Regions from separate parts of the Mus musculus genome. Here regions 2, 3 and 4 are each linked to region 1. Evidence: chromatin loops called from intact Hi-C (ENCODE). Cell type or tissue: heart. All regions are shown on one strand. Region 1 holds the start of Ppp1r3f (protein phosphatase 1, regulatory subunit 3F). Region 2 has its middle 3.7 kb from the start of Gpkow. Region 3 overlaps Syp (synaptophysin). Region 4 has its middle 3.0 kb from the start of Clcn5.

The links. Hi-C counts contacts between places; a loop is a spot of excess contacts. Peaks named below come from ENCODE experiments on the same cell type or tissue, not always from the same donor. Only the 100,000 strongest peaks of a DNase experiment are listed, where the experiment ranks them.
Region 2: a loop joins it to region 1, with 2.8 times the contacts of the local background. A loop is called at or near these places in 4 of 42 quality-filtered maps.
Region 3: it touches region 1 in a loop (2.3-fold over the local background); 6 of 42 quality-filtered maps call a loop at or near these places.
Region 4: a loop joins it to region 1, with 2.2 times the contacts of the local background. A loop is called at or near these places in 2 of 42 quality-filtered maps.

The regions. Positions count from the first base shown.
Region 1 is chrX:7,571,360-7,576,359 of GRCm38, reverse strand. It overlaps Ppp1r3f (protein phosphatase 1, regulatory subunit 3F), which reads left to right and starts at 2,079. Exons shown (of 4, transcript NM_138605.3): 1 at 2,079-3,112. The coding sequence starts at 2,112. Flicr (Foxp3 regulating long intergenic noncoding RNA) reads right to left here and starts at 2,760. Exons shown (of 3, transcript NR_029473.1): 1 at 2,451-2,760. In heart, no CTCF peak of the experiment used is centred here; a DNase peak (open chromatin) is centred at 1,959; H3K4me3 peaks cover 2,602 bases; H3K27ac peaks cover 2,033 bases.
Region 2 is chrX:7,690,963-7,695,962 of GRCm38, reverse strand. No RefSeq gene overlaps it. Among named protein-coding and RNA genes, the nearest start is that of Gpkow, 3.7 kb to the left of the region's middle. In heart, a CTCF peak has its summit at 2,865; no DNase peak of the experiment used is centred here.
Region 3 is chrX:7,646,885-7,651,884 of GRCm38, reverse strand. Syp (synaptophysin) reads right to left here. Exons shown (of 7, transcript NM_009305.2): 6 at 2,998-3,328; 7 at 1-48. The coding sequence ends at 3,002. Among named protein-coding and RNA genes, the nearest start is that of Prickle3, 8.0 kb to the left of the region's middle. In heart, CTCF peaks have their summits at 2,747 (motif pointing left) and 3,043; a DNase peak (open chromatin) is centred at 2,944; H3K4me3 peaks cover 1,523 bases; H3K27ac peaks cover 1,639 bases.
Region 4 is chrX:7,319,813-7,324,812 of GRCm38, reverse strand. No RefSeq gene overlaps it. Among named protein-coding and RNA genes, the nearest start is that of Clcn5, 3.0 kb to the right of the region's middle. In heart, a CTCF peak has its summit at 2,351; a DNase peak (open chromatin) is centred at 2,352; H3K4me3 peaks cover 172 bases; H3K27ac peaks cover 121 bases.

The sequences.
Region 1 (5,000 bases):
GGGCCCATGCACTTTCTAGGAAGTGGTTTTTACCGCTGAGCTACACTTAACCCTTTTTATTTTTTAGACAAGGTCACACTTGTAGCCTAGGCTTGGAATTCCGTGATTCTCCTGCCTCAGCCCCTTGAGTGCTGGGATTACAGGCATACATCACCATATCCTGCTTGGAAAATGCGTTGGGTAGATAACCTGCAGGATTTGCTGAAGAATGAGACTCTGAGGCAAGACCGGGGCACAGTTGATACCCAAAATGGGCAGATAGGATGGAGTCCTGAGAGCACTTGCTGCCTTGAACTTTCAGATGAGAAAAAAAAGTTCTACCTTCATTATGCCATTATTCTTCTGCTACTTGTAGCTGGACATATTCCTTTCATGACCCTGGACACAGACAGGAGGAGCAGAGAGACTGTGGGGGCCTTCCTGTTAGGGGTCTTATGAGGGTTAGATAAAAGCACTCCCTGAACCTGGCATATGGCAAACACTAAGTCTTACTAAGTTAGTAAATGGGAGTGGGGGATATGTGAATGAACACGATGGCAAAGTCCAGGTCATTCCCATAGGAGGTGCCATCTCAGAGGGAGAATGGAAAGAATTCACTAGATGAAAGAAACAGATGGGACAGCACTCTAAGCAGAGGAGATTGGGAAAGTGGGGGGGGGGGAGAAGAAAGCCACTGTGGGGTGCAAAGTGTCAAAATGAGCAAGAAGGGCAGGACTCTGATTTGAATGTACATTAGCTGATAAGCTTGTGATGACATACTATCAGTCAATGTGTGCTAAGTGTGAGTTGGAAAAAGCTAATTCTTCCAAAAAGGTTCTATTTCCTATTTTGCGATTGATTCATGCAATAGTGCCAAGTCCTGAAGAACATCAATGCTCAACTGGGGACTTTAAGGAACAGTTAAGAACGTTCATGGCTAGTTGCATTGGTCACAATAAGGCTGGGAGGTGTGTGTGGTGGTGTGGGGCCAGCAGGACACACCCAGTAACTGATAGAACTGTTTTGCTTTGGTCTCACAATCCGGTGCAGTCTGGGCTTTTAGGGGCTCTGGGTATTCGTGGAGCCATGGGGAGTCATGGAAGATTAGGGAAAGGTAAAGCCATTCCCCAGAGGTCCGATCTTACTGGTTGAATGAATTCTGATTCTGCGCTCAATCACTCAATAGCTCAGGCTCAGCCTATGCACCTTCTTCCAACTCAGCCTATTTATTGGCTACTCATGCTTTCCTTCACAGCACCTACACTACCATCCGTGGGTATGAGTTCCCATCTTGCCTCCAAAGTTTCCTTCTGGCTACATTTCTCTAGTTTCAGCTTTGGTTAATCCCATACTGGCACTGTCCTTTGAGATATAACAGCCTTCACCCTGGATCCCCATTTCTTTCTCGCTCCCACCTTCACTCCTCACATGCCTTAGTGCTCCCCCCCCCCCCCGCCCGCTACAGCCCCGCCTCCATGTCTGCTCACACACAGCCTTCCCGTCTCTGTTCAGTCTCTGTATTGGCTAGATCTACCTTGTTACCACCTCTTGAAGCCATAGTGTGCGCTCACTAGACTCCTCCATTGGCTCATTGCAACTATTATCGTCATTCTGTCTCTACATCATTCGCGTGCAGTTCTCCATTGGCTGTTCATTTTATCTGTCTTACGTCTCACCGCCTACGCAACCTGCGGATCTCCCAGTTTTTGGACCTCTGGGTTCGCTCCCCGTTGCCCCCATTGCTTGTAGCCATTTCATCTTCCCGCCGCCTACCATGCCCTTCGTGCTCAGACTTTCCCACTAATTGTCATACTCCTGCTGCTACATCTTCGGGCCCGCATTAACCCTACTCAGGCCTCTCCATTGATTCCGTTATCATCCCGCCTTCCATCCCGCCCACGCGCGGGCGTCCTCATTGGTTGCTAGCTTCTCCTGCTTGTCAATCACCTGTACGTCACTCCCGCGTGGCTGTCCATTGGCTGTTGGCCGTACCTGTCTCTAGCTCACCGCCTACGCTCCACTGGAGCCCCACCCCCCTGTTCTGGCTTTCTCATTGGCTGCCCGCCTTTTCAGGCCCTGCCCCCGCCGGTCCCACCGCCGGTGCCGTCGGTGCCGCCGCCGCCGCCGCCGATATGGCGCGCACGGCCCCTGTGGAGCCACCGCTGCGGCATCCCGCGCCCCCGTCGCCGGCTGCGGGAGAGCCCCGCGCCTCGGCTGAGGCGGCGGTGGCCCCGCGGAGGGTGCTGTTCGCTGACGAGGCCCTGGGGCTGCCTCTGGCGCAGCTACGCCGCTACCGGCCGTGGGGCGGGCCCGGGGCGGGCAAGATGGCGGCGGCGACCGGGCAAGATGGCGGCGGTGGCGGGGCTGATGAGGAAGACGATGGCGAGGATGGGGATGAAGGGGAGGAGGAAGAGGAGGCTTTTCCCGATCCCTCTCCGCCGTGCCCCGTTCCCGCTGGCGGGGGGTTTTACCTGGTGCCCACATTTTCGTTGCCGCCCGCGCTGGGCCGTCTGGAGCGGTTGGGGCGCGTGATGGTGGAGTTGGAGGCGCTGCTGCCGCCTCCTGGAGCGGTTCCCGGGGGTTCCGGGGTGTGGGTGCCTGGGGGACGCCCGCCAGTGGTGCGCGGGTTGGTGCGCGTGCTGAACCGCTCCTTCGAGAAGGCGGTGCACGTGCGGGCCTCACACGACGGTTGGGCTACCTTCTGCGACCACCCAGCCCGCTATGTCCCACGCAGCCCGCCTGGGGCAGGAGTGGGAGGAACAGGAGCAGGAGATCCCCTCCTGGATCCCGGGCTAGGCCTGGGCCCTGGCCAGATGTCAGCCTCCTCACCCGACGACGGTGGCTGCACTGACCGCTTTGCCTTCCAGCTGCCCTTTGCTGAGGGCGCGAGCGATGGGGCGCGCCTCGACTTCGTGGTGCGCTATGAGACCCCCGAGGGCACTTTCTGGGCCAACAACCATGGCCGCAACTACACTGTCCTGCTCCGGATCGCACCCGCTCCCACACCCACTGATGCCGAAGGGCTGCCCCAGCAGCAGCAGCTGCAGCAGCTGGAGCCACAGCCTGAGTGCCAGGGTCCTGTGGAGGCTGAGGCCAGGCAGCTGAAGAGCTGCATGAAGCCGGTGAGGCGCAGGTAATGTCTGCCAGCGCCACCTCCACCAACACAGGGCTGGATGTAGAAGCCTCCCATCCCAGCACTTCCCCCTCCCCCAGGCCTGCTCTCCAGGACAGGCAGGAGGGTGCATTCGGTCAAAGAGTAGTGCAGGCCAAACATGTGCTAGGCACTGTTTTAAATTCTGGGGTATCATCCATTTATTGAGTTCCACTATAAGGCCCTGAACAAGACAGACACCTTCCCTGTCCCCAACCATCCCGCAAAGGCTCCTCTGGGAAACAGAATGCAAAAGCAAACAAGCAGATAAGATAAATAGGGCTAAGGTTAGTGCTGAGAGGAAAATACTGTAAGGCTCTGGAGGGAGTGGCTGCTGCAGACGTGTTGAGGGTGAGCTCTTGTGAAGAGTCCCAGACGGTGATAACGAAGAGTTATGGACGAGCGAGTTGGTAGAGTTTGGACCAGGTAGGACTCTTTCTGAGGAGGTGGCATTTAAACTTGAGTCCAGAGTGGTACGGAGCAGTGATGCACATACAGGGGAGGTAGATGTAGATAGTGGGGACAGCAAAGTCCTGAGGTGGTTCTGGGTTTCGTATGACTGTCAGCCAGTGTGCTGGAGTGGAGAGAACATGACGTGCGAAGGTGTGGACTAAGGGTCTCCCGGCGTGGGGAGTCAGTCTGATTCCTATCTGCCACAGCAGGAAGCCAGAGTTAGAGAAACTGGTTGAGGAAGTGGTGGTACTTGGCTTTTTAGTTTCAACCATTTCTGGCTTTGAAGTCTATGCATCCTTTTTTTTAAAAACTGTTCCTCTGGTAGTCTGAGGCCTCCAGTGGAGTTTAGGGAGCGAGGCTCTATTCTCACATAAAAACATTAGCCTTGGCAGAGGCGGAAACAGATGAGAAGCGGACTTGAAGGTCACATCGCTCTTCTTTTTTTTTTTTTTTGCACACCTCTTGTAAACTGACTGATATAATGCTTTTCTAGGTCTTTACCAGGGCTATACGTTTGTCAAGGGCTCCAGCTAGGCCTAATGCCCGGGGTCAGTTAGAGCCCCTATGAAATGCATACATTTTCCTGCTCCTATGAGAAATGGGAAGGGGAGGTTGCCCTTTTGTCCCTTCGAAGCTGCATGATGGAGCAGGGTGCTGTGGGATCTGCTGGTTGTGGTAAGGGCTTAGGCTGTGAAAGGTTTAGCTCTTCGTGGATGGACCTTGAAGCATTTAGATTCTGCCATTCGATTACCTGGGTTCAAACCCTAAGCCTGCCACTTTTTAGTGTGACCGTATCCAATTCTTAGCTGCATCGTGCCGTAGATAAACACCCTCATCTGTAAAACAGGAAGTTATGGCACAGACCTCACGGGATGAGCAGAAGCACTCAGGATCGAGCCTAGTTCCAAGTAGTGCCATAGTGCTGGTAATTAGCATCGAAGCTTAGATGCTCACTACAGTCCATGTATCCTTTCCCAAACTCAGCTTTGTTGTGTACTCTTGTCTCAGTTTCCTCATTGGTCAGAGAGGAATGGCTTTCCCATTGTGTGGTTGAATTGGATGCAGTACCCGTAGGGAAGGTAACTGAGGCATAATTGTAGCTGTAAAAGGTCTGGTGGGCAGCATTTCTTAATCTCTGTTAAGAGTGGTAGGGACATTCTCCTCTTGAGGTCAGCTGAATGTGCTGTTGACTGTAGGCACTATATTGAGTCCTAGTTCATGGGAAATGGGGTGGGGTGGGGGGCTCGGAGAGGTGCTCGAGCTTGCTCAGAGTCACTCAGCTAGTAAATAGCCAGGCCAGGGAGGAAATGTTAGGGATGCTAGTTTAAAAACAAAGTCCGCATTTCACTGTTGGCGCTCTTAGTTCTTCCTTTCCCCCCTGTACCTGTTACGTGTGCTTCGTGTTTTATTGAGATAT
Region 2 (5,000 bases), 120 kb before region 1:
GCCACAGGGAGCAAGCCAGTAAGCAGTACCCATCCAGGTTCCTGCCGTGTTTGAGTTCTTGTCCTTCAATGATGAACAGTGATGTGAAAGTGTAAGCCAAATAAAACCTTTTCCTCCCCAACTTGCTTTTTGGTTATGGTGTTTCATTGAAGCAATAAAACCTTGACTAATATACGTAGAGAATGCAATAGAAAAATATCCATAGTGCTGGAGAGATGGCTCAGCAGTTAAAAGCACTGACTGCTCTTCTGAAGGTCCTGAGTTCAAATCCCAGCAACCACATGGTGGCTCACAACCATCTGTAATGAGATCTGATGACCTCTTCTGGTGTGTCTGAAGACAGTACTTACATATAATAAATAAATAATTAAATAAATCCATAAAGCTATAGGAAAAAGATTTTTTCAGACCACAAACTCTCAGTGTGGCTAAGCTCTTTAGGTACCTTCATCACCATACTGTGTTTAACTAGGGTTGTTTATATGAGCTGCTTACTTGAGCAAGGGCAGTTTATGGCAGCCACATCACTGAGGAATGTAACACCTACCAACCATTAACTGCCTATAGTTCCCAAGGGAGGATGGGGCCTAATGTGCTCTTCCCCCATCCATGATGGGTTGATAAGTTGTTTTGTGCATGTGAGTTCAGGAGTACAACAGCTGTTGGCATTTAGTCTAAGCTCTGCCCCATAGTTACTTGGCAATAGCCAGGTGTGCCTGACTGAGCTATAAAAGGGGCTACTTGCCCCTCCTCTCTCTCTTACTCCATATTCTCTCTCTCCTCATTCCCCTCCACCTTCTCTCTCCACGTGCTCATGGCCAGCCTCTACTCCTCTCTCTCTCTCTCTCTCTCTCTCTCTCTCTCTCTCTCTCTCTCTCTCTCTCTCTCTCTCCCCTCTCAACTCCCCTCCCCATGCCCTGAATAAACTCTATTCTACACTATACTGTCTGTGGCTGGTCCCTCATGGCGAAGGATTGCTTCAGCATGGACCCGCAGAGGCACCCCCTTCCCCCACACCTGACTGCACATCCACCAGACGTATTCCTTCTCCTCCCTTATATTCTTATAAAGCACAACAACGCCATGCCATGTCCACAAGATAGTCTTTCACTATACTCCTCCCCATCCTTCAAGCTCTTACACGATGTTCTCTCTCTCTCTCTCTCTCTCTCTCTCTCTCTCTCTCTCTCTCCCTGTGTGTGTGTGTGATTTAAATGTCCCATTTAGGACTGAGTACTCAAAGTCACTTCTTCACTTTGATTTTTTTTTGAAGCTCTGCATTCACCACTGCCCACAAAATAAATCTGTGCTCTTAAGCATAAATATTTAGAATGGGGCACAGCAGTGCACACTTTCAATCTCAGTACTTGGGAAGCAGAGACAAGTGAATCTCTGAGAGTGTTGCATAGAGAAACCTGTCTCAAATAAACAAAAACAAATATACAAATATCTAATAAGTAGTTTGACAACATGTCCATTCAGTAGAAACATCAGAGAGTGGCTTCCTACCTCTCAGGACCTGACCATAGGAGCACTTACGTTGCAGTGGGATTTTTATTTAATAACTTATGGCCTCTGGGAGCAGAATTATCCATTAATGCAGAATACTTGTCTTTAAAGTCTTTTTTCTTTTTTAAAAATCTGTTTTTAATTGGCTTATGCGGATGCCATAGTTAGTGTTTTCATTGTGGTGAACAGATGCCATGGCCAAGGCAACTCTTATAAAGGAAAACATTTAATTGAGACTGGCCTACAGTTTCAGGGGTTTAGTCCATTATCATCGTGCTGGGAAGCACAGCAGCATGCTGGCAGACATAGTGCTTGAAGAGCCGAGAATTCTGCCTCTTGATCTGAAGGCACTCAGGAAGAGACTCAATTCCACACTTGCCAGAACCTGAGGCTAGGAGACCTCAAAGGCTTCCTTAACAGTGACACACTTCCTCCAACAAGGTCACAGCTCCTCCAGTGAGGTCACATTTCCTAATGGTGCTACTCCCTATGGCCAGACATTCAAATATATGAATCTATGGGGGCCAATCTTATTGAAACCACCACAACGGATTTATGGGAATGAGCCAATAATCTGTTTTGTTGTATGTGTGATTCTGAGCATGGGTCACCTTACATAACTCAGGCTGGTGTGGAGCTTACTATGTATTGAAAATCCTTCTGTCTGAGTTTCCTGAGTTGGGATTATAATACATTAAGCTATTATCTTCCTTTTATCTATTTTAAGATTTCTTTTTTTTTCCCCTTTGGTTTTTTGAGACAGGGTGTCTCTGTATAGCCCTGGCTGTCCTGGAACTCACTTTGTAGACCAGGCTGGCCTCAAACTCAGAAATCTGCCTGCCTCTGCCTCTTGAGTGCTGGGATTAAAGGCGTGCGCCACCATGCCCGGCAAGATTTATTTCTTTAGCTTGACTTTTGCTGTTATTTTGCTATCGGCAATACAGGTTCTCGCTACACAACCCAGATAGCTATTTTGGAACTTGTCACCCCCATGTCTTGGAGCCTCTTTAGAAGCTGGGATTACAGGTGTGTCGCGCTATGCCTGGCTATTTTGTTGGTGGTGGTTTTGGGGGGATTTTTTTTTTTTTTTAGTGTGTGTGCATGCGTGTTTTGTTTTGTTGTTTTTTGAAAAAGGGTCTCACTTTGTGACACTAAGTTGCTTGGAACTCGATTTGTAGGTGAGGCTAACCTCCAACTCACCTCCCTCTGCCTCCCATATGCTGGGATTAAAGGCCTGTGCCATCACAACAACCTTTTCATTTTTCTGGAAGAGACTGGTACTTGCCATATTTGCCTGGTTTGGCCTGGAGTTCCTAGGCCCCCAGCTCTTGTTGGCTCAGCCTCCCCTGTAGTTTGAACCATAGGTGGCGCCACTTCACTACCCTGTTATTTTTACTACCAACACTATTGATACGGATGAATTAAAGATGGTATCTGCTTATTCTCAATGACGTCACTGCCTTTGAGGTAAATTGTCACAGCTGAAGTGGCAACTACTTCTAGAGGCAGCACAGGCAAAGAGAGCAAGCTTCCTTCTTCCATGTCCTTCATATAAACTCCCAGGAGACGGTCTGGCCCAGATTAAAAGTGGATCTGCCCACCTCAAATATCCTGATTAAGTATTTAATCCCAGCACTCAGGAGGCAGAGGCAGGTGGATTTCTGAGTTCGAGGCCAGCCTGGTCTATAAAGTGAGTTTCAGGACAGCCAGGGCTACACAGAGAAACCCTGTCTCGAAAAACCAAAAAAAAAAAAAAAAAAAAAAAAAAACAAACAAACAAAACAAAACAAGAAAGTAACTTATCACTTTCCTAAAGAAAAAAAAAAAGTTGGGTATAATAGTGCATTCCTTTGATTCCAGAATGTGGAATACAGACACAAGCAGATCTCTGGGTTCCAGGCCAGCTAGAGCTAAAAAAAAAAAAAAAAAAAAATTGTTAAGAGCACTTGCTGCTCTTCGGGAGAACCCAAATTATACACATGAGAGTCTATGCCCAGTAAGAAATTTCAGTTCTTAACACACACTCTCTCTCTCTCCATATATATATATATATATATATATATATATATATATATATATATGTATACACATGTATATTCAGGTACATGTCACCAAGCCTGATTAACTGAGTTTTATCCTTGGGACCAAGGAGAGAACTGGCTCCCGAAGCTGGTCTCTGATCCCCACAGAGAATCCATAAGGTGAACACAGGTGCACACCGAACAAACCAGCAAATGAACGATGGAAGGAAGGAAATTTGGATGACTGGAAATGGGGCTGGAGCGATGGCTCAACTGGTAAAGATCATCTGTTGCTCCTGCAGGGGACCCCAGTTCTGTTCCCAGCACCTACACAGTGGCTTAGAATCATATGTATTCTAGTTCTAGGGGAACCCAAGGCCTCTTTTGGACCTATAAGGGCAGCAGGCACTCACATGATGCACATATGTGCAGGCAAAAACTCATACACAAAAAATAAGTAAAATATCTAAGGGATCCTACATACCTATCAACCAATACCTTATATAGTTGTTACTATTGAGGCAGTATTTCTTCTTCTTTTGTTAACTTCTTTTTTGTTTGTTTCCTGACACAGATACACTTTGTAGTCCAGGTTGGCCTTCAACTTATGGTAATTCCACTGGCTCAGGTTCTGAGTGCTTGCATCAGCATACCTGGCTATCTGATTGTGCACTCAGGACTTGTGTTGGATTTGCTGGCCGGCCAGGTCCTGGACCCTTCCTCCACTCCCACCCTCTCCCACCCACCCTTCTCCAGCACCGTGAACTCTTACAGAATGTCTCCCCTCAAAAATCAAGGTTTTCCTGCCTTAGGGATATTTGTATTCACCATCCTAGAGCCTCTGCCTGAGAAGCAGAAGTATCTTGAAATATGTCATTATTCATGATATTAATGTCTTTCAGAGGGCTGGAGAGTTGGCTCAATGGTTAAGAGCACTGACTGCTTTCCAGAGGTTGTGAGTTCAATTCCCAGCAACCACATGGTGGCTCACAACCATCTGTAATGAGATCTGATGCCCTCTCTGGTGTGTCTGAAGACAGGTAGAATGTACTCATATAAATAAAATAATTTGCTGGGCGGTGGTGGCGCACGCCTTTAATCCCAGCACTTGGGAGGGAGAGGCAGGCGGATTTCTGAGTTTGAGGCCAGCCTGGTCTACAAAGTGAGTTCCAGGACAGCCAGGGCTATACAGAGAAACTCTGCCTCGAAAAACAAAAACAAAAACAAAATCAAACAAACAAATAACATTCTGCTCTCAGTTCTCCTCCTCCTCCTTCTCCCCCTTTCTGTTCTTCTATTTGTTGTTTGTTTGCTCTCATCCAGTTCTCCTACACTAGTTAACTCTTTCAGCACTGCTGCTGGATAATCCTTAAGGCTCCTCCTTCTCCTCTTTCTTTTCTTTACTTTTTTTCTATTGTTGCACTCTCTCTCTCTCTCTCTCTCTCTCTCTCTCTCTCTCTCCCTCCCCCC
Region 3 (5,000 bases), 76 kb before region 1:
TCTCTTGAGCTCTTGCCCACCCGTGGGGTCTTCGTGGGCTTCACTGACCTGTAGAGAGAAAAGAGAAGGGGTCCAGGTGAGGGCAGAGTCTGAGCTCCCAGAGGAGGGCAGTACCCTCAGGAAGGGATTGGGCCGCTAGGCTTTTTCTTCTCCAACAGGTCTGGAGTCAGCGCCATCCTAGCTGCTCTCACTAGGAAGATATTACCAACCCTGCTCAAACAGGGTACCAAAGGAACGGTTAAGGTCCCCTCTCTTAACCAAAATAGCCCATTAACCAGTACCGTTCTAGTCACTGTTGAAAATCCACATTGAGAAAAAAAAAATCCCTATCTCTGTGAGGTTTACATCATATCAGGAAAGGAGACAGGTTTCACAATGAACATGACATATTAGTAGATTATCAAATATAAGACGATAATAGGCCATGCATGATGGTGCACACCTTTGATACCAGCACTCAGGAGGCAGAGGGAGTTGGATCTCTGTGAGTTTGATGCCGGCCTGATCTACACAGTGAGTTCCCGAACAGCCAGGGCTATGTAGAGAGACCGTGTCACCAAAAAATCAAAAAAAAAAAAAAAAAAAAAGAAAAAAAATCCCTAAGTGAGCCTGTAGAGATGACTCAGGAGTTAAGAATGTGTGCTGCTCTTCTGGAGGACCCACATTTCACTCACAGAACCCACACTGGGTGGGTTACAACAATCTGTACATTTATCACCAAGGAAGCTGACCTTTCTTCTGGACTCCATGGACATTTGAACTTACGATTAAATAAAAGAATAAAAAAAAAAAAGTACTCTAAGTGATATATGGGTAGCACGAATGAGTCTTAGATCTCCAATCTAGTGTAATATATGAACCACAAATTAGTAAATTACAAATTGTGAGAAGGAAAAACATAGGGTATGATGCGAGAGATAACAAGCGGAGGTGTTTTAGACAGACAACCTTTGATATGTAGCTGGTGGTATATACCCGTGCCAAAATTTAGGAGGCAGAAGCAGGAGGAAAACAAGTTCAAGGCCAGCTTTGGTTCCATAATCGGACCCTAACTCAAACCAAAGCAAAACAGGGAGGTAGAGGCACTGTCGGGAAGTCAAGATCAGCTTTAGTGACCTAAGGAGCTCCAGGCCAGCCTTGGCTACAGGAGATCTTGTCTCAAAAATACTATCAACAACTAAGTCAGGTGTGCTGGTGGGTGCAAACCTATGAGTTCCAGCCACATGGGAGATGGAGACAAGAGTACTGCAAATTCACAGCCCACCTGGGTTATAGGATGAGTTCCAAATTGATCTGGGCAATTTAGTAAACTCTGTCTCAAAATAAGAAGTAGAAAGAGACTGGGCAGTGGTGGCGCACGCCTTTAATCCCAGCACTCGGGAGGCAGAGGCAGCTGGATTTCTGAGTTCGAGGCCAGCCTGGTCTACAGAGTGAGTTCCAGGACAGCCAGGGCTACACAGAGAAACTCTGTCTCGGAAAAACAAAACAAACAAAAAAGAAGTAAAAAGAGGCAGTGTTAGAGCACTTGCTTAGTGTGCAAGAATTCAAGTCTCAGTACTTGTAAAACAAAGCAACTCTCCCGACAGCCAGCCAGCCAGCAAAAAACCTCATTGAGTGAGTGACCAAAGCAATGGCTAGGGAAAGGTGTGTATGTAGAAAGCAAAAGCAAAGGCCCTGCAGTGCACCTAGACCTGGCCCGGGCCAGTTTGCCCGAAACAATGCTAGGAGGCGAAGGTCACATTCTGTCTGTGGGGAAGATAGGGCAGTGCTGCATTGGTGGGCCTGGGCGCACACTAACATCGTTTTTGCTTTTAAGTGAGATGCTACAACAGACAGTGAGGGAAGGACAGTGACTTCTGAATCTAGGCCAGTGGCCCAGCAGAATCCTTGAGGCTGCTGGGTGGGTGGTAGAAGGGGTTGTAAACAGGATAGAAGACAGGCACTTGGGAAGCACTCTAAGGAAGATAATTGTGAAAAAAAGGAAAAGGCTGGAGAGATTTTGAAAATAGGAACCAACAGGACTGGAATCCCCCCCCCCCCCCCACACACACACAGGGTCTCCAAGCAGCCTGGAAATTGCTTTGCAAAACAAGAGACCTAGGCCTGTCTCTAATTCCCCCAGAGCTGTGCTTAAAGGTGTGTCTCAGAGCCTGTCCAAGGAGTTTAAAAACAATTAAATGTGGGTTGCTGTAGAAGGCTCACCCAGGACCACATCTGCTCCCACCTAGATGCTGTTACCGTCTCTGTTTAAGACAGGATTGGGCTATACTGACCACGCAGGACTCGAGAACTTGCAATCCCCATGCCTCTACCTCTCAAGTGCTGGGATTATATATGTGCTCCATCACACCAGGCAGGGTTTTTTTTTTTTTTTTTTTTTCGCGACAGGGTTTCTCTGTATAGCCCTGGCTGTCCTGGAACTCACTTTGTAGACCAGGCTGGCCTCGAACTCAAAAACTCCGCCTGCTTCTGCCTCCCAAGTGCTGGGATTAAAGGCGTGCGCCTCCACCGTCCGGCGGCATTCATTTTTTAAAGGCCCAACAAAAAGGCATACTCGTGTTTCTAAGGCCTCCAGCCCTCCCCTTTTCCTCATTTGAAATTCCAAACTCTCTCTTTCATTAAAGGGTTAAGGAGAGGTAGCAGCTGACCTACATCCTGCTTTAGCGCTAGCGCCCTTCAAAACCCAACGTGTTTACCTTCTTCCACCTACTGGCGTTACCGCCTATTGGTTTACCAATGATTTCAAAGACCCTCCTCCCCTTCCCTTCCTGGAAACCTACACCACTTTGGTGATTCTCCACTGCGCAAGTGCCCCTACACTCCTTTCATTGGTTACTCTGAGCACTGCTCCGTCCCCTTCCTTCTCACGGTTCCTCTCATTGGCTAGTTTTACCAAGTTCACCTTTTTTTTTTTTTGGTTCTGCCTATCTATTGGTTCCTTCAAACTTCACTCCTTGTATGCTCCCTGCCTACCGCATCCGCCCAGTTGTCACTCACCAGATTACATCTGATTGGAGAAGGAGGTGGGCGCACCCTGTTGGCCGTAGCCTTGCTGCCCATAGTCGCCCTGAGGCCCGTAGCCACCGCCACCGCCGCTGGCTGGCTGCCCGTAATCGGGTTGATAACCACCCTGAGGCCCGTAGGAGTCCTGGGGCCCATAGCCTCCGGGGCCCTGCCCATAGCCCGCATCGCCGTAGGCATCGCCAGGAGCTGGTTGCTTTTCTGGGGCGCCTGGAGGTGCGCGCATGAATGGGGCGGCCCAGCCTGTCTCCTTGAACACGAACCATAGGTTGCCAACCCAGAGCACCAGGTTCAGGAAGCCAAACACCTGCAGGGAGACATGACCAAAGCTGTTGTCTCTTACCCATTGCCTCGGCAGCCCCAGGGTCTTTGAGGCTGAGTGAACAGGAATGGGCATTTTTAGGGCATAAATTCGTGGGCCTCTATGACTATCAGTGTACAGAAAAACTTGGGAGTGTGTGTGTGTGTGTTAGATTCCCATGATGTTCAACTTCTATCAGTGTTTACATGGACAAGTCTGAAGGCCCACATCTTGTAATCTTAGGAAGCTGGAGGCAGGGGCGATCACTTCAAGGCTAGCTTTTTTTTTTTGAGACAGGGTCTCTCTGCAGCCCTGGCTGTCCTGGAATTCACTCTGTAGACCAGGCTGGCCTGGAACTCATAGAAGTCGCCTGTCTCTGCCTCCACTACCCAGAAATTCAAGTCTACCTTTAAATTCATAGTTTGAGGCTAGCCTGTGCAACATGAAAGTCAGCCTCAAACAACTCATTTTTGGGCTGGGTGTGGTGGTGCAGTCTTCATCTTAGTACTCAGGAGGCAGAGGCAAGCAGAGGTCTGTGAGTTTGAGGCCAGTCTGGTCTGAGTAGTGAGTTCCAGGACAGCCAGGGTCACATAAGTAGATCCTGTCTCAAACAAAACCAAAACCAAAACCAACCAACTAACTAACCAACCAAACAAAAAAACCCAAAACAAACCACCCAACCAAACCAAAAAGACCCTAATTTTAAAAATATATTTGAGTACATGTTTATACATATACAAAATATAAATTTAAATTTATAAAATATATAAATATACATTTTAAAGAAACAGACATCACTCATTGATGCATATATAAACTTATGTATATACAACTTAGCACATAGATGCATATGTACATGTATAAATTTTTTTTGGTTGTCTTTTGAGACAGGGTCTTTTTATGTTCCAGGTCCTGGCTGTCCTGGAACTCCTTATGTAGAAGAGGCTAGCCTCAAATTCACAGAAATCTACATGCTTCTGCTTCTCAAGTGGTGTGTGTGTATATACCTTGAGACACGGGTTTTACTATGTAGCTTGGCAGTCCTGGAATTCACTGTGTAGACCAGGCTGGCCTCTGCCTTCCAAGTGATGGGATTAAAGGGTTCTAGGACTTGAACGCCTGTCCTCAGGAAGAGGGGTAAGTGCTCTTAACCATGGAGTCATCCCTCTAGCCCGTCTTTTTCTTTTCTTTTTAAATAGATTTTTATTTGTTTTGTTTGTTTTTGAGACGGTCTTGCCTTTTATCCAAGGATGACCTGGAGTTTACTACCTAGGCCAATCTGGCTTTAAATTAGCCCTGGGCATAGAGTAATGGCACAGAGGTTAGAATCTAAGTTTAATGACCAGCACCTACATGGTGGCTCACAAACACCTGTAATTCTAGTTTCAGGATATCTGACACCCTTCCTTTACCTCCACAGGCACCAAGAATGCAAGTGACTCATATAAGCAAAACATTCATACACATAAAATAAAAATAATAAGTATTTTTAAAAGTAGTCTTTTAAGTGCTAGGTTTACAGGCATATATTAACATCCTTGGCTCTAAGTATATGCTTTTCTTTTCTTTCTTTTCTTTTATTTTTTTAGACAGGGTCTCACTCTGCAGCCCTGGTTGACCTGGAACTCTTTTTGTACACCAGGCTGGCCTCAAACTCTCAGAGATCCACCAGTCTCTG
Region 4 (5,000 bases), 250 kb after region 1:
CCGTGGATGAAACAGGAAAAAAATCTTAACATGGCTGGGCAGGATTGGGGAGGCTTGGAGGTTTCTAACCTTGGTCCCAACTTCTGTTTTCCTAGCTCACTGTTTCTACCATGCTACTTAGTCCCCATATTGTCAGGCAAGATTGTATCTGACCACCTTCCCACTTTTTTTTCTCCCTTACCTGAACAATTAGCAGCAAGCCCAGGTTTCTGTGCCAGTCACAGACTCTACACATTGAACTACACCCATGGCCCTAGAACTCAAATTATTTTTTTGTAAGAGCAGAAAGCTTTGTCTACTCTCTCTCTCTCTCTCTCTCTCTCTCTCTCTCTCTCTCTCACACACACACACACACAGAGAGACAGAGAGAGAGAGAGAGAGAAAGAGAGAGAGGGAGAGAGAGAGGGGTGAGAGGGAGAGAGAGAGGGGAGAGGGAGAGGGAGAGGGAGAGGGAGAGGGAGAGGGAGAGGGAGAGGGAGAGAGATTCATAGGATAAATACATCTCTTAAGTCTGAGCCCACACGTTTGCAGCATTGTATAGCATGATCGCATGTGTAGTTAACAAGGTGTTGTTAACCAAGGCCACGGTAAAAACATGTAGTGCAACACAAGCCATTATTGCTAGATACCCGTAACTCATTATTTGTTTCCTCTTGAATTAATTTTTGTTTGTTGCATATTCAGAAATCCTTTACTGTTGCCAAGTTGTTGTTATTGTTGTTGTTTTTCCTGACCCTCACATTCAGCTCTGTGACCCCCATATAAAGTAGTGACCAACAGTTTAAGAAGCTGGGAGGGAGCTAGGGAAATCTGTTCATTGCCTTTTATTCTGCTTCATTTTTCTGAAACTAACCTTGACATTTCTTGAGCACTCTAGATGTTTGGCTTTGAAATTAATGTCCCAGCTGGTACAGAGCATGCTTAGCAAAGTTTAACCCTTAGCATCACAAAAATAAAGACAAAAGTGGCATTGGGAGATAGCACAATAGTGAAATATATGATAAATACAAACAATACCAGAAGCATTCAGGCTTTCCCTTTCATGGCCACACAGCTATCTCTTTGGGCCTTTACTTGCAGTGTTAATTTGAAGGTGAAAGAAGTGCTTGTAGCCATGATGGTTCAGAGAGCACAGTGATGTGCTTTTGTGACATGAGTGCTTTTTCATTATGTAGACGATTTCATCATATCACTTACGTATAATTGACTTTTAACAAATGGTTGTCAACTCTTTCAACATTTCATATAATTTGTTTTGATTGTATGCACCTCCCCCTACTCCTTTCTCTACTCCCTTCCTTCTCCACTCCATCTCCCTACCTCCCCTCAACTTTGTGTCCTTTTTCCTTTTTAAAGCAATAAACAATTGAGTCCAGTGTTTGCTGCTCATAAACTCTCAGGTGCGCAGCCATCGAGTGGAGTGTGCTGGACCTACCATGAGCTATGCTCTTAAAGAAAACTTGACTCTCTCCTCTTCAGAAACCATCAGCTTGCCATGGCACGTTGGTCAGGGGTGAGCACATACTTGGGGACCCCTTCGGGGTCCATGTTGAAATGTTGAATAGCTTGATTTTGTGGGTCTTATGTCTGCAGGCAGCCACAGTGGTTTGAGTTCCTGAGTGTGCGGACCCTGATGAGTTCAGAAGACACTTAGGTAGTGTGTCCATTTAAGCAGAATCAAACTCATAGTTTATTATATAGTCCACACTGGCCTGGAACTCAAGATCGCCCTGCTTTAGTCGGCAGAGGAGTGGGGTTACAGGAATGAGTCACCACAATTTGTAGCTTTTAAAGAAACCATTAACTTTGCTTTATCAGCACCACAATTTAATTTCTTCGCTTAGAAAAATAGACATTTACATCATCTCCCTACAAATATTTCCCCTTAAATCTAAAGACCTTAATCAAGGAGTCTTCCTCACTACCACCATCACCGCCGCTACCACCATCATTATCATTAGTACTAGGTAACATTTGTTAAGTGCTGATTGTTAAGTGTTTATTGATACACTTAAACATTATATAAGAAACCTGGTAACTCAAAAAAAAAAAAAAAAAGAAGAAGAAGAAAAAGAAGAAGGAACAACAACAACTAATACGTCTCTACGGCTGGGTTGTTTTGAGCCTATGCAGTCTGACTTTAGAGCCTGCTGTCACGACTTTTTTCTTTTTTTAACTCACAAAAGATGAAATGAAATGTGTGTGTGTGTGTGTGTGTGTGTGTGTGTGTGTGTGTGTGTGTGTGTGTGTGTGTGTGAATTGGGTGTGTTTAAATATTGGAGCCCTCCAAGCTGTTGGCGGTCAGTGGCGACACCACGTGGCTATATTTATGTATTGCAGCCACGTCATACTCTATGAGACTCTAAGCCTCTCAAATAATCCTACAGATGAAGCAAAGGCTCTTGTCTTGGAGGGATAAACTTGCTTCCAGTCAGCCTGCCCTTTTTCATGCCCCTTTATCAGAGGAGACTCTTTTGACCGTTACTTGTATTGTAGTTCCTCGGGGATTGGGGTGGGTGCTTCCTCATCAATGCACAAGTGAGCTCTTGTTTTTCTCTCCTGAAGTGTTGAGCAGGACAAAAAAGACAGAAAAGAGAAACTTCTCAAAAAAACAAAACCAAAACCAAACCAAAACCAAAACCAAACCAAACCAAACCAAACCAAACCAAACCAAACCAAAAACACACCTGATTTCAGTTCTTAAGGAAGAGTCCTAACAAAAGGATTGCCTTGTTCAAACGTTTTCACTATTGGGCATATTAGTAAAGTGCATATTTACCATGCACAAATCATGTGTGTGTGTGTGGTGTGTGCTCGCACATCACACATCAAAGCAAACTTCCTCAATTCTTCCCCCATTTGTTTCTGAATCAAGTAGGAATATCTGTCCAGCATTCCCAGTCCTTCTAATTTAGCCTCGGTTCCTTTCCATTCACACCACACACAACCTCTATGCTTCGATACTGTAGTGTGGTATGTAGTAATAGGCTGGAGTGTAGGTGACCATGGTGGTTTAAAAAACCCCCTTTGTCCTTTTCAGTCATAAGCTAGCAGCATCTTGCTGCCTGCCACTTGTTATCACCCACTAGTATTGTCATCACTAAATCACCCCATGTGTGTGGAGGGCATAAACGAAGCTGGCACACAGAAGCAGCTTTGATTTGGGGCTCAGGTATAGAGCTTTAGATAAAGGCCTACCTGGATCCAACATTTCATATCTACTCCAGGGTTCCCAAGAATGCAGAGCTCTGGATTCACTCCACAGTCCAGATCCACACAGTGATGATCAGGGTTTGAGCTTATGGAAGCATGGCTTCTTTTGAAATTCATCTAACGTTTAGTCTTCTCCCATGACCCTATCTTTTTTCTCTGTGAGATGACCATTTTTTTTCCTGTTAGGTTTTGTATTAAAATAAGCCCAAAACTTCATTGTGTTTGATTATAGCTTTATCTCTGGAAGCTTTGCATGGCTTGGGCTCAGATACAGGTTTTATATTTCCAAACCCTTAACTTATCCAAAGTAGGCATTCAAAATTCACTGAGCATACATGGCCTTACTGAATTTTGCTCCCTTGTGTTAACATTGCTGATCTGCCAGGCAAGATGTGCCTACTGGTGTAATAGTGGCATGTTGATGGCCACTTTCTGATTGAAACCTTTATCACAGGAGAGAATTTTATGCCTGATACTGTAACTCCATGTCTGGGTCACTCCTTGGGTAGAACCTGCTATTTTAATTTAGCTAAATGATTGCCTTCCAAATATTAGTGTCTATAGCTATAGATCTGGGCTGTTCTCAACTTTGGTCTGAGGAGCTTCTTTTTGCCATGAAACACAGAAACTCACAACTGGCCAAAGTTCTGAGAAGAGACTGAGTGCTCAGCCCGAAGTCTAAATGACAGAATTCTCAACCCTACCCCCACCCCCAATTAGGCCTAAGGGCCATCTTAGAAGAGGAGATTGAAAGAATGCAGGAGCTGGAGGATGCACAGGAGTGCTGTAAAAGACTGTCCTTTGTCCACAAGGTCACTGACTCCTGAACAAGACCAAGCCACCAACATTCCTACAGAGATGGGAGAGGTGATATCCAGACTCTATTTCTTACTGAGATTCCATTGGTAGTTGATAGCTTCCCACCTGGGGAGAGAGAATTGCTCTTCTTTGAGGGTGTGACCTCTGGTAGGTTTTTCCTGGTCTGTCGAATGGTCCCACACTCTTGCAAATATGGGCAGCACTAACTGGATTTATTGGGTTACTAACACAAGAAATTTGAAATTATGAGGGGAGGTGTTGGGGGAAATATGGATTTCTTGGGGAGAATTGGAGGGAGCAAATGGAAGCGTATAAGATTATAGTTTATTGTATACTTGTATAAACTTCTCAAAGAAAAAAAAAGTCTACGGGTGTGGCACAGGTCTACAATCCCAGCGCTTGGGAGGCAGAAGCAGCTGAGTATCTGTGATCCCAAGGCCAGTTTAGTTTACATGGTGAGTTTCAGGCATCCAAGGCTAAATAGTGAGTCCCTGTTGCAAGAAAAAAAAATACTATTTACTACAGTGGATTTTGAATTTGAATACTTGGCTTCTAGGTAGATTACTTGTGTTGATGATGTGGATTCCAATCTTAGTTCTTGCAATAAATTAATAGCTGCACTCCATTTGTATAACCTGTTCATTCCTCACAAGGATAGGATAGTTCTTCTAATTATTCGGAATGGCTTTGGAGACAGAGAGACCTCAGTTGGAATCTGAGCTTTATTTTGTGTTTTGTTTGTCTGTTTTTGAGACAGCATCCTGCCTTCAAACTTACAATATAGCCTAGGATGACCTCGCATCGATTCTCCTGCCTTCAACCTCAAAGAATCGGGATTAGAAGTATATGTCACCTTGAGTTTTCGCTTGACAATGATTAAATTGGCAATAATACCTATAAGTAACTGCAGTATAGATTTCCCTGTGTTGGATTAAATTGGCCCCTGCAAGCACTACTGTATTTGATCA